Linked DNA regions of Homo sapiens: regions 1 and 3 are each linked to region 2. A link is a contact called in ENCODE Hi-C or POLR2A ChIA-PET data. All regions are on one chromosome and are shown on one strand. The core of a region is the stretch at or near the end of the contact, and the rest is flanking DNA. Distances in the headings are between cores, read along the strand shown.

Region 1 (4,116 bases), core at 1,617-4,116, 300 kb before region 2:
GTTGCTGGTTACTAAGAAGAAATTCAACTGCTACCATACAATGGAGGTATGAAAGACTAAGTCCAGAATACGAGAGATCTTGTAATTACTTTCACGCTCTGTGATTAAAAGACTAAGTCCGGAATACAAGAGATCTTGTAATTACTGCCATGCTCTGTGATTAAAGTCAATGGAAAACTACAATAACCCAATTTAAGGACTACTTAAATTGGGTATGCCCAGACCCTTCAGGAACAAAGTTTTGGATCACCCCAACAGGCAAAGAACCACAAAGAGCTAAGGTGCTTGCTAAGGGAAAGGGAAAAATGGAATGGATAGTGCAAGAAGGTAATCATAAACAAAAACCAGCTACGACCATGTGACCAGCCACAGAAAACTGTAACTGTTATGTCTTATTTTGTAACGAATGTATTCAAATATTTAGCAAATATCTTTGTTTTCTTGCTCTTTAATCCCTTTATCATCTGACATAAGATATATTAATAATAGCTAACTTTACATCATGATATTTAAGTTATAGCTTATTAGGGAGAATGAACATTACCCAGGGACTCCGCATCCTCTTCTGGGGAAAGGGTTGGCATGTTTTCAGTTGTTTGAAGGATATTCATATTATGTTAGGCAGAAGTATGACTTTGTTATTGCGTTCATTTGGAGATTAAGTATCATTTAAGAAGATGTGTATGGGCGCCAAGTTGACAAGGATGGACTATGACAGTTTTATGTATCAACTTGTCTAAACTATAGTATCCAGTTATTCAATCAAACACTAACCTGGGTGCTACTGTGATGGTATTTTGTAAACACAGTTAACATCTACAATCAGTTGACTTTAAGCAAAGGAAATTATTCTTGGAAATGTGGGTGGGCCTGATCCAATCAGCAGGAAAGCCTTTTCTGAGAAAGAAATATTCTGCCCCACGACTGCAGCATCATCGCCTGCCCAAGAGTTTCCAATCTGCCAGCCTATCCTATGGATTTTGGATTTGGATTTGGATCTTTTCAATTACCTCAGCCAATTCCTTGAAATAAGTCTCTATGTTTTACCTATGTCTATCTATGTAGATATGTAGATACATGTATAAAACAATTAATTATTTTAAGTTACATCTTTGAGTATTTTAAGTGCAACTAAATAATTGGTAATATAATTACAGATATGCACTATATAAAATTATATTATTAATTTGTAATAATGAACATATACATTCATTCCTTCTGGTTCTATTTCTGTACAGAACCCTAATACAGGGTCTTTTAAAACATTAAGAGAAAAAATAGCCACTCTTTGCTTCAAAGGATACATCTAGAACCCAAAGAAAGTACTGAAAGATTTTAGTTTAATGCAACAAAGAACTTCTCACAAACCAGAACTGCCTACTAATGGAAAAGTTGTTCAGGAGCAATAAGTTCCCAACCACCCAAAGTATCTGAGGAGCTAATGAATGACAGTCTATAAGGGATACACCGGAGAAGTTCCTGTAATTAGCAGACAGTTTGAGCTTTAGGCTTTGTCCACTTCCTTGAGTTCAATCAAAGTCTGTAATTCTGTAACAGCACGGTGTGATCTTAGATTATTAGCAAGATACATCTTAACCCAAGTAGAAAATGAAAGCAACATCAAACAAAACAGTAAAGAAAAAAAGCTCAAATAAATTCTAAGTTTTAAAGGGATCACGGACAAGGCAAGAGGCAAAAAAAAAAAAAAAAAAAAAAAAGTTTAATTATTTGGTTTGGTGCTTATTGTATCTTGTAACATTCAGCAGTTGAACACTACGGGTTGTTCCAATTTCCTAGCTCTTTAAATTATATCCTATAAAGGCATAAGCTTTTATGTCTTTACTTCACAATAAAGTTCATATAACAATGAACTTGATTTTCAGGACAACAGAACAGAAGGGCTTTCACTGTATTTAGCATCCACATATAGCTCCACCTATACCACCTATTACCACCTCCATAGCTAACAAGGGAGCTCTAGCACTTTCTCTCCCCGGACAAAAGCCTACTAATTGGTCTCCCTGCTCTAAGACTAGACCTTCTAGAGTGTCATTTCAGTGAAAGAGCTGAAGTGATCATTTCCAAACATAAATCAAATCATGTCACACTTCTCAAAAACCCTGCAGTAGCTCCCCATCTCAGAGTACATGACATACAATGACAATGTCCTCACATCTTGTAGATGATGTCTACAAGACTGTACATTCTAGCCCAGACAACCTCTCTGATCTATCTATTACTCTCTCCATTGCTTACTCTACACCAGCCCTGTGGTCTCCTGGAAGTTTCTCCAAAAATCCAACAATGGTATCCATCAGGGCCCATGCACATGCCATTCTCTCCACCTGAAGGGTCTCATCCCTCTGTCTCTCCCTTCTCTCTTGTCAAATGTCAACTATGAAGATTTCCCTGACCACCTTAAATAACAGCAAACACACATATACTTTCCCTAACATTCTCTACCTTCTCACCTATTTTATTTTCCTTCATTGCATTTATCATCTCCTGATAAATATTTGTCTACTTGTTAACTGTCTTATCCTCAGTGAAATTAAGCTCATCGTTTTCTTCATTGCTCCAATACCTACAACAATATCTGTAAGTGTTCAATGAGTATATATTGAAATAATATATTAGCCTTAAGCTAAAATTTCAAACAATCTTCTCAGTTATATGAATATGCTCCTACACAGAAAAAGCTTTAAGAAGGAAAAAGTTCATATACTGTCCTAGTTCTCCTTGCATCCTTCTCACTGATTTGGTTTTACAGAGAATATGAAAGTAAATGTTCTGCCCGTCACAGTTCTCCTCTGTTCCACTGAACCTCAAATTATGAGCTCACATAGCCACAACTTCCTTGTTTGTCAAATAAGAGGAACTGGCGCATGGTGATCAGCTTCTTAAAACTCAAGTATCTAAAAATCAGATTTAAAATAAGGTTTATATGTAATTTTCAATAAGCCATAATGGAATGTCTCAGTAATTAGGATAAATCAACACTGCATATTTACATGAATAGACATATACATATATATATATATATATATATATATATATATATATATATATATATATATATAACCTGAGGTGCTAAATTTGGCTTCATTCTCATAATACAACTAGCACTGAATGCTATATTTTCAGTTTTACTGCTCTTATAAACTACATAGCCTGGTAACCAAGGTAAACAATTTGTATATCTGAAAGTTACATTCTGAATTCACCCAGGCAAAACATAAACCTGAAAAAATAGTCAGAAATGAAAACTATGTCACAAATATCACACATTAAAATCCTACATGCTTTAGTTAAAGGAGGATCCTTCATACCATCAAGATTTACAATTCAAGCCTTGATACCCCTATTTTCCAGTCTTAGCAGATACCAAAAAATAAAATGACAGCTGTCCAGTAAATAAGCTGATACAATCATATGCTGATGACTCCATTTATTCACATTCAAAAATAGGGAAGCAAATCTATGGTATTAAAGTAAGGACAGTGGTTAACCTTAGGCAAAGGCACATACTGATTTCAAGAGGACATGAAGGACTTCTGGGTAAAGGCAACATTATGTTTCTCGATCTGGGTGCTAATAACATGTGAGTATTCACTTTGTTAAAAATGGTTGAAATGAGCTGTATACTGATGATTTGAGCCCTTTCCTGTACTGTTATACTGTATTTAAGTAAAAAGCTTTTGGAAAACTAGATATTACAGCAATTCAAAACCATGAAAAATAAGGTTGAACATGAACAGTGGAACACAAATCAACAATCCTTAAGAGTATCTGTGTTTTTGCATGTGTACTAACCCTAATATTGTACCCATTAACTGTACCCAATACATTCTGATTAAGAAAGTAGAGAAATAAGTCACACGTTTTAGAAATAATTTGACTCCAAAATGTTTGAAATAAAGCAAGTTTTATAATTCAAAGGAGTCAAGGTTCAATTACTCAAGAGGCAAGAGTACTGGTTAAGGATGTGAATCTTGTTGTGAGAATTCTGTCTCACCCACTTGCCAGTTCTGTGAACTCGTGTTTAACCTCTCTGGGTCTCCGTTACATTACCTATAAGATACGGATCTACCCCATAAGCTTGTGAGGACTAAATGA
Region 2 (3,725 bases), core at 440-2,939:
TCTCTACTGGAAACATAAAAAATTAGCTGGGCATGGTGGTGGATGCCTGTAATCCCAGCTATTCAGGAGGCGAAGGCGGGAGGATCACTTGAACCTGGGAGGCAGAGGTTGTAGTGAGCCGAGATCACACCACTGCACTCCAGCCAGGGTGACAGAGGAAGACTCCGTCTCAAAAAAAAAAGATAATCCACAGACTGGGAGAAAATATTTGCAAGACGCACATCTGATAAAGACTTACATCATATAGAAAGAATCCTTACAACTCAACAATAAGAAGACAACACTATTTTTTTTTTAATGGGCAGAAGATTTGAAGACTACCTCACCAAAAAAGATATAAGCACATAAGAAAATGCTTAATATCATTAGTCATTAGGGAAATGCAATAAAAGCTACAATAAGATACTATTACACTTCTACTAGAGAAGTATAATTAATTAATAAAAATAAATAAAAGACTGGCAGCATCAAGCGCTATCAAGGACGCAAAACAATTGGAACTCTCAGAATTGCTTGTGGGAATGGAAAATGATACAGCCACTTTGGAAAAGTGTGACAGTTTCTCATAGAATGAAACATTACACTTACCATACAAGTCAGCAATTCCAATCCTAGGTATTTATCCAAGAAAAAAAGAAACAAATATCCAAGCAAAATCGTATACTAGAATGTATATATCAGCTTTACTTATAATCTCTAAAACCAGAAAGCAACCCAATGCCCTTCACACAATGATGAATAAACAAGCCATTGTACATTCAAACACTGAAATATTACTCAGCAATAAAAAGGAACAGAACTACTGAAATATCAACAAAATGGATGAATCTCAAAAGCACTGTGTTAATGCCAGAAAGCAGGCACAAAATGTACAAACTGTATGATTTCATTTATATGAGTCACAAAAAGGCAAGGATCTCAATCAATCTGTGCATCCTCAGTGCCTAGCATGTTATAAAATATCCAATAAATGCTAGGTGGTGGACGGATAGACGAGGAATAATTGCAGGGAGGGTAAACTGCAAGAAAGTGATACATTGACGAGAAAGCAGAAAGGTACTTGGGGGCCCAAGTCCACCCACAGGACGGAAAAAGTGAGGGAAGGCATGGTCCAAGCTACCTTCAGTGAGTCCAGCAGCTTAAAAAATTAGACCCTGTAAATGACTACAGGAATAGATAAATGAGTAAGCGTTTCTCTGGTCTGAAAAAAAGGTGTGATGCGCCCCACCCTTCTTTAAAAATCTATTAACCACGCCTGGGGCTGAGGCAGCACAGCTTGCACCGGACAGGGAGGTGGGGTTTTTTTGTTTTGTTTTGTTTTTGTTTTTGTTTTTGTTTTTGTTTTTGTCTGTTTGTTTTTTGAGCACCAGAGCGGAGCTGGAGAGGTCAGAGGCGAGCTCTGGCTTGGGTGAGGAGGGTGAAGAAGAGACATCGCCGCGGCCCCGCCCGTCTGCATCCCTTCCCACTCGGCCTCACTTACCCAGGCCTGCCGTTCCAGCTGAGAGTACAAATTGGAGCCCTTGAGCTTTTGGACTATCTGGGCAATAATGAGAGAGAGGTCCGACTCCTCCTGCAACATTTCCCCTGCCCTAGCCCGCCAAGCCGCGGGGACAGGCCGCCGGCGCGGAGCGAACGGGCTACCGGGTCCCACTCAGGGCCAGTGACACTTCTCCGGGACCTTATTACACTGGGACTCCTCCAGCGGGCGTTACCAGGCAACTGCCGAGCCTTGTGTCCGTCCCTCTCTGGTCCCCTCAGCGCCTGAAGGCCACAGCATCTGCGTTCCGCCGGCGGAAAAAGACCGGGGCGGGGAGGACGCTTTTCACACCGTTGTTCCTGCCTTGTCTATGGTTGAAAGGCAAGAAAGCTCATTCTTTCAGAGCCACAGCGCCTCTGATGCACAAGGGGGACACGGAGAATTGTGCGTTTTACTATATAAAGGATCATTCTCTTCCACCTCTCAATTTCTGCAGAAACAGGACTGTGGCACGCAATGATACTGCGAATTACAACCACGAATTGTTAGGCTCTGACACTACCTGCGTAAACGTGTTACAGTTTCCGCCTCTGTAAAATAACACCCAGTTTGCAGGATGTTGTGATGATTAGCTGAGGTAAAAATCGTGAAGGTGCCTAGCACTGTACCATAGCACTCCATTTTACTTCATTTTCTCTCGTTTCTATTCTCTAGAGTCTTATACCAGGAATAAGTAGACAATCTCGTCTCATCTAACAACTACAAATTAACCAACAGGCATTATTTGTAGGTTTTCTGCAAAGCATTAGCAATTCAAGGATGAATAAGACATTGTCCAAGTCTTCCAGGAATTTACCGTCTAGATTCATCCTCTTCCGTATATTCATTCATTCAAGCATTTATTCATAATTCATTCAGCTTTCAACTTATTGAACATTTACATAAAAGGAACTGTGTGGGCACAAAGGTTTAATAAAATATGGTTCTTGCCTTCAAGGAAATGCACAAAAGATTTTTAGCAGAACTAAAAGTAACTGACTTAAATTATTGAATGACATCCCCAAAGGCCAACGGCACCTCCCTTCCCCCCCCAAAAAAGGCCTAGTGAAAAATACATTAGAATAACCTCACAAAAATAATCAAAATTGAGTTCAAATGTGTATATGCATATTTTAAGCAAAGCAGAAGTAGGATTTTAAGAAAACAAACCAAGATTGCTGCAAAAGCTACTCTAGACTAACTAGAAACAAAGAGATCTCATTCAATCAAATGTAGATTCTAATTCAATAGGACTCTGGTGAGAACTGGTAAACCGCATTTCTGACAAGTCCAAGAAATTATGATGCCGATGGTCCAAAGACTACATTCTGAATAGCAAAGGACTAAAGCAGGAAATAATATGAATTCAAAGGGACTGGACCCGGGCCTCTATGCACAGCACTCTGACATTTATAACACCACCATCCAGAATACTGGGATGATAAGTACAAATTCTAAATAATTTGGTAAAGTTGGTTTATCAAACCAAGTTTAGAAAGAGGCAGCCAGGAAAGAAACAAAGCACTTAAAGGCAATTAATGACAGACTCTCTAAAGTGCAGTTTCTCTACAAAACATTCTCTCACAACTCAGAATTTCTCAAAGCTGCAGATAAGTAGATATTGTCAACTCTTTATAGTCCTTCCATCTCAACTGTCCACCCATCCATGAATTCCCACCACAAACCTCACTTTGAACAGAGAGAAAGAAGAGGCAGAGAGAGGAGAGAGAGCACTACCATAACAGTCCCTTTGAGATTGAAAGAAGTGGAGTGATTAGCTGCCAAAGAGATAAAGATGCTTCAGCTGAAAAGATTAGTAGAGCGTTGAAGGGAAGGATGAAGCTGTAGAGCAGAAGAAAAGGCATAGATAGTGCCTGGAGTCAGAAAACATTCTGGCTTCCTTCCTAGTATGTACCCTGGGAATTGCATGAGTCTCTTTCCCTATCAGTTTCATTTTCTTCTCTGTATCAAGAGTGTAAAATATCCAACTAAGGAGACAGTATGAGGAACAAATGTACCAAGTATTAGACTATTAATATATATTAATAAATTAAATATTGAAACTGTGATAATTAAATAAAAATAATGCCCAGTACTATTGACAAGGGAATGGAAAGTAACTAAATAAACATAGCAACATATGTGAAAGTGCCCAGAACTATTCCTTGCACAGATGGAGACTTAAATAATTTTGTTAAAGAAGAGAACA
Region 3 (3,784 bases), core at 1,235-3,734, 300 kb after region 2:
TCAATGATGCAGATGTTAACCCATAACCCAGAAGAGAATCTTAATATACTAGTCATTCCAACAAGTGGCTTCTCCCCCTACTCGCCTCTTTCTCTGGACTCTGGATTGTTCCACAAAGATTAACACTCATTTTCTCTGCTTTTTTTCCATGCACATTAATTTTGTCTTTCTGCAACACTTCTGAAGCAGGTATTATAGAAATATGGGTAATAAACAGAGAGCAAAGCCTTCTAAGTGAATACCTATTTGCTCACAGCCAGTAAACAGCATTCAAGGGGAATGCTTTCTATTTTTTAAAATGAAGGATTATTTACTTTAGCATATCTGCTTTCTTAGAGGAAGACCAGCTGGTTTAAGAAATAAATAAAGGCTATTAATCTTTATGTATTTCATTTACGATTCTCTTCTCGAAGGAGGAGACCCATTAATAGAAACCTTTATAAGTACTGTAATATTAAATAAAAGTGCACTAAGTTATCTACTTTTAGAGGAATATTTAGGGTGTAATTTTCAGCCAACTGGAGAGAACCTAACAAAACTCGAGTGCTTAAAAGAAGGCATGTTATCGCTGAAGTTAAACTTGATTTCTTTTATGGCAGAACTGGACAGCTGCTCACACCTGCCTTAACTTTTCTTTTTTCTTCAGCCTAAAGTTATCTATTCCAGGATTCTATGTCATATGGTATAAAGCTTTGGTTTCAATCAGTCACTAACATAGAAGCTTGGATATATTTGGAATTCCTTTTGGGGGAAAAAATTGGCCAAAGCTTTTGATAGCTTTGCTTCTCACACCCAGGCCAAACTGGGCTGGCTCTCTACTGGGACAAGAATGCATATTGGCATCTCATCCTTAAAGCCACAGAGTCACAGCATATTGGTCCAAAAAGGGTTATTACAGCTCATGCGGTCTAACTTTTTTTACTTTTTTTTTTTTTTTTTTTTAGACAGGGTCTCGTTCTGTGGTGCAATCATAGCTCACTGCAGCCTCAAACTCCTGAGCTCAAGTGAACCTCCTGTCACAGTCTTCCAAGTAGCTAGGACTACAGGCATGTACCACCATGCCCAGCTAAGTTTTTTAAGTCACATGTAGAGATGGGAGGTGGGGTCTCGCTGTTTTGCCTAGGCTGGTTTCGAACTCCTGGCCTCAAGCAACCCTCCCACCATGTCCTCCCAAAGTCCTGGGATTTCAGACATGAGTCACCATGCCCAGCCTAACTTATTTATTTTATATTTTTCTTTAACTTTATATTGGCATTCCTTGCTCTCTTTTAGCAAAGTCCTTAATTAATTGACAATATAGAATATTTATATTACAGGTAGGTACCTGTTACAAGATGCCAAGACAAATTAACAAGATTTAGCAGGTCATTCAAGCACTCTCACAACTCTGATACTTGAGAGACAGTCCACCAGACAGATCAACCTTCAATTCCTGTATATTCTCCAAGTTCTATGCCTTAATTTGGTAAAGACATTAGAGAGAAAGGTACCTGGGCCACCTTTCCTCAGCTTCTTCCTCAAATATATTAACCAACTTACAGGTGAGGTGTGTCCTCTGTTTACATTCAGGGTTAATATGAGTACATCTTTTGCAAGCGTGTGATTGAAGATACTGACCACAATGTTAAGCGGTATTAACTCTACACAACTCCACGTGATAAAGTCCTTCTTGAATTTAGCTTCAGGCAATGATAGCATGCATGCTCACTCTTGTCAGAAAGTGAAATCTCTGCAGCCTATCACGCTTCTCTTTTCACCTCTGCTGCCAGAAAGATCTGAACCAAATTTATTGCCAAGTGTTGTAATATGATCATTTCTGGTGCCTAGAATTATTTACTCCTTTTTCTTTTTCTTTTTTTTTTTTTTTTTTTTTTTGAGACCAAGTCTCACTCTGTCGCTGAGGCTGGAGTGCAGTGGTTTGACCTGCATACCACTCTCAGGTTCAAGTGGTTCTCCCACCTCAGCCTCCCAAGTAGCTGGGATCACAGGCACCTGCCACTGTGCCCAGCTAATTTTTGTATTTTTAGTAGAGATGGGGTTTCACTATGTTGGCCAGGCTGGTCTTGAACTCCTGACCTCTAGTGATCTGTCCACCTCGGCCTCCCAAAGTGCTGGGATTACAGGCATGAGCCACCAGGCCCAGCCCTACTCCTCTTTCTTTCTTAAACATTTTATTTGTAAACTGCTTCAAGTAATTTTGGAAGTATGTAAGTTAAACATAAAAAAATTTAATAAAATAGGTAAAAACAATTGGTAGGAAGTAAGGAATAGTCAATCTTCCTAATGAAACTTTTCTGTGCAAAGGCCTTCATGCCAAGTTTCTCATTTGAAGGATGGTGAAAAGGCCTTATGCTTTGTGCTGGGCTTAATCCCCAGCTATACAACTTACTTGTTAAATAACTGTACAAAAGTGACCTCGCTTCCATTTCCTCATTTTTAAGTGGGGATATTAATGCTGTTGTTCCACTGGGGGGTTGTGACAACCCAATGAGAAAACATGGGGAAATACTTTCTAAACAGTGAGTCACTCTAGAAATGTTGGTTGTTATAACTTCCCTGTCTTGCAGGGCTGAGCCACTCTAGTTTAAAGAATACGTGTTTGTGAGGGCTTTTAAAATAAACTCACAAATAAATTTGCAAGTTCTTTGATACTCCTTTCAAGAAGTGGAGCCTAATTCTTCTCTCCTAGGGTGTGGTCTGTAGTCAGTAACTGAGTTTTAGCGAATTCAATGTGGCAGCAGTGACAATGTGCAACCCGTGAGAATAAGTCATTACATGCATTGTGGCTTCCTCCTTGCTCTTGCTCTTAGATCACTCATTGCAGAAGAAGCCAACTGCCATGCCAGAGGGGCACTCAAACAGCTCTGCAAGGAAGTCCCTGTGATAAGCAACTGAAGACTCTGCCATCGGCCATGAGAGCGCCACCTTGGAAACAGATTCTTCAGCCTTAGTCAAATTTTCAGAAGACTGTATGTCCAGCCAACTTCTTGACTACAATCCCTTTATAGATCCCAAGCTAGAACCTCCCAGCTAAGCCACTCCTGGATTCCTGACCCTGAGAAACTCTGTGAGAGAATAAATGTTTATTCTTGCCTTAAGCTCCTAAATTTGGAGGTAATTTGTTACTCAGTGATATGTAATTAAAAATGTCTGTAGTTATCTACCCATCCTTTTGGAGAGCACTACTGAGGACTAATATCAGACTTTATACTCTTCCCAGATGTTATCATTGAAGGATATTCAAGTACTCAAATATCTTAGGATCATTGAGTGGGAAATCACCTCAGAGTCATGTGCAGTTTCCTCATTTTGCAGATGCAAATGCAGAGAAGCAGAGAGAGTTCAATGAGATGCTCAAAGACATTTAAATAAATGACAAAATTAGGCCTAGACCCTTCCCTGGTCTTCTTCTATTGGAGTTCTTCTTTCTCCTTCTTTCTCTTTCCCTCCCTCCCTCCCTTCCTTCCTTCCATCTTGCCTGCCTGCCTGCGTTCTTCTGTCCTGCCTTCCTGCCTTCCTCCCTCCCTTTCTCGTTTTCTTCTTTCTTTCTCTTTCTTTTCTTCCCTCCTTTCCTTCCTTTCCTTTCTTTTCTTTTCTTCTCTTTTCTTCTCTTCTCTGCTCCTCCCCTCCCCTCCCCTCCCCTCCCCTCCCCTCCCCTCCCCTCCCCTCTCCTCTCCTGTCCTTTCCTTTCCTTTCCTTTCCTTTCCGAGGCAAGGTCTCACTTTGTCAGCCAAGCTGGACTGCAGCAGCATGATTACAACTTACTGTAGCCTCCATCTCCCTG

What was found. Hi-C counts contacts between places; a loop is a spot of excess contacts on that map. ChIA-PET counts read pairs that join two places held with the same protein, here RNA polymerase II (POLR2A). Pooled maps may share reads with other maps.
Region 1: a loop to region 2 is called in a map with no recorded cell type, with 8 times the contacts of the local background. The contact joins the enhancer-like site here to the promoter of TBC1D19 in region 2. A Hi-C loop is called at or near these places in 2 of 37 single-sample maps with no recorded cell type and 11 of 50 pooled maps. POLR2A ChIA-PET finds 5 or more read pairs at or near these places in 9 of 52 experiments (CD4-positive, alpha-beta T cell, CD4-positive, alpha-beta memory T cell, CD8-positive, alpha-beta memory T cell and 5 more).
Region 3: a map with no recorded cell type shows a loop between it and region 2 (3-fold over the local background). The contact joins the enhancer-like site here to the promoter of TBC1D19 in region 2. A Hi-C loop is called at or near these places in 1 of 37 single-sample maps with no recorded cell type and 1 of 50 pooled maps. POLR2A ChIA-PET finds 5 or more read pairs at or near these places in 1 of 52 experiments (GM12878).

Annotation. Positions count from the first base shown.
Region 1 is chr4:26,884,786-26,888,901 of GRCh38, reverse strand. All of the region lies in intron 1 of STIM2 (stromal interaction molecule 2), which reads right to left. Among named protein-coding and RNA genes, the nearest start is that of STIM2, 26 kb to the right of the region's middle. Within about 2 kb of position 2,866, at least 9 of the 41 ENCODE cell types and tissues checked have a DNase peak (open chromatin) inside an H3K27ac peak, as active enhancers do; they include CD4-positive, alpha-beta T cell, where a contact is called at or near this core.
Region 2 is chr4:26,582,048-26,585,772 of GRCh38, reverse strand. It overlaps TBC1D19 (TBC1 domain family member 19), which reads right to left and starts at 1,689. Exons shown (of 21, transcript NM_018317.4): 1 at 1,481-1,689. The coding sequence starts at 1,579. RefSeq lists an enhancer at 1,372-1,461.
Region 3 is chr4:26,287,476-26,291,259 of GRCh38, reverse strand. LOC105374542 (a long non-coding RNA gene) reads left to right here. Exons shown (of 2, transcript XR_925508.3): 2 at 2,811-3,107. It also overlaps a transcript of RBPJ not described here. Among named protein-coding and RNA genes, the nearest start is that of RBPJ, 32 kb to the left of the region's middle. RefSeq lists a silencer at 2,346-2,395 and an enhancer at 2,566-2,615. Within about 2 kb of position 2,484, at least 8 of the 41 ENCODE cell types and tissues checked have a DNase peak (open chromatin) inside an H3K27ac peak, as active enhancers do; they include GM12878, where a contact is called at or near this core.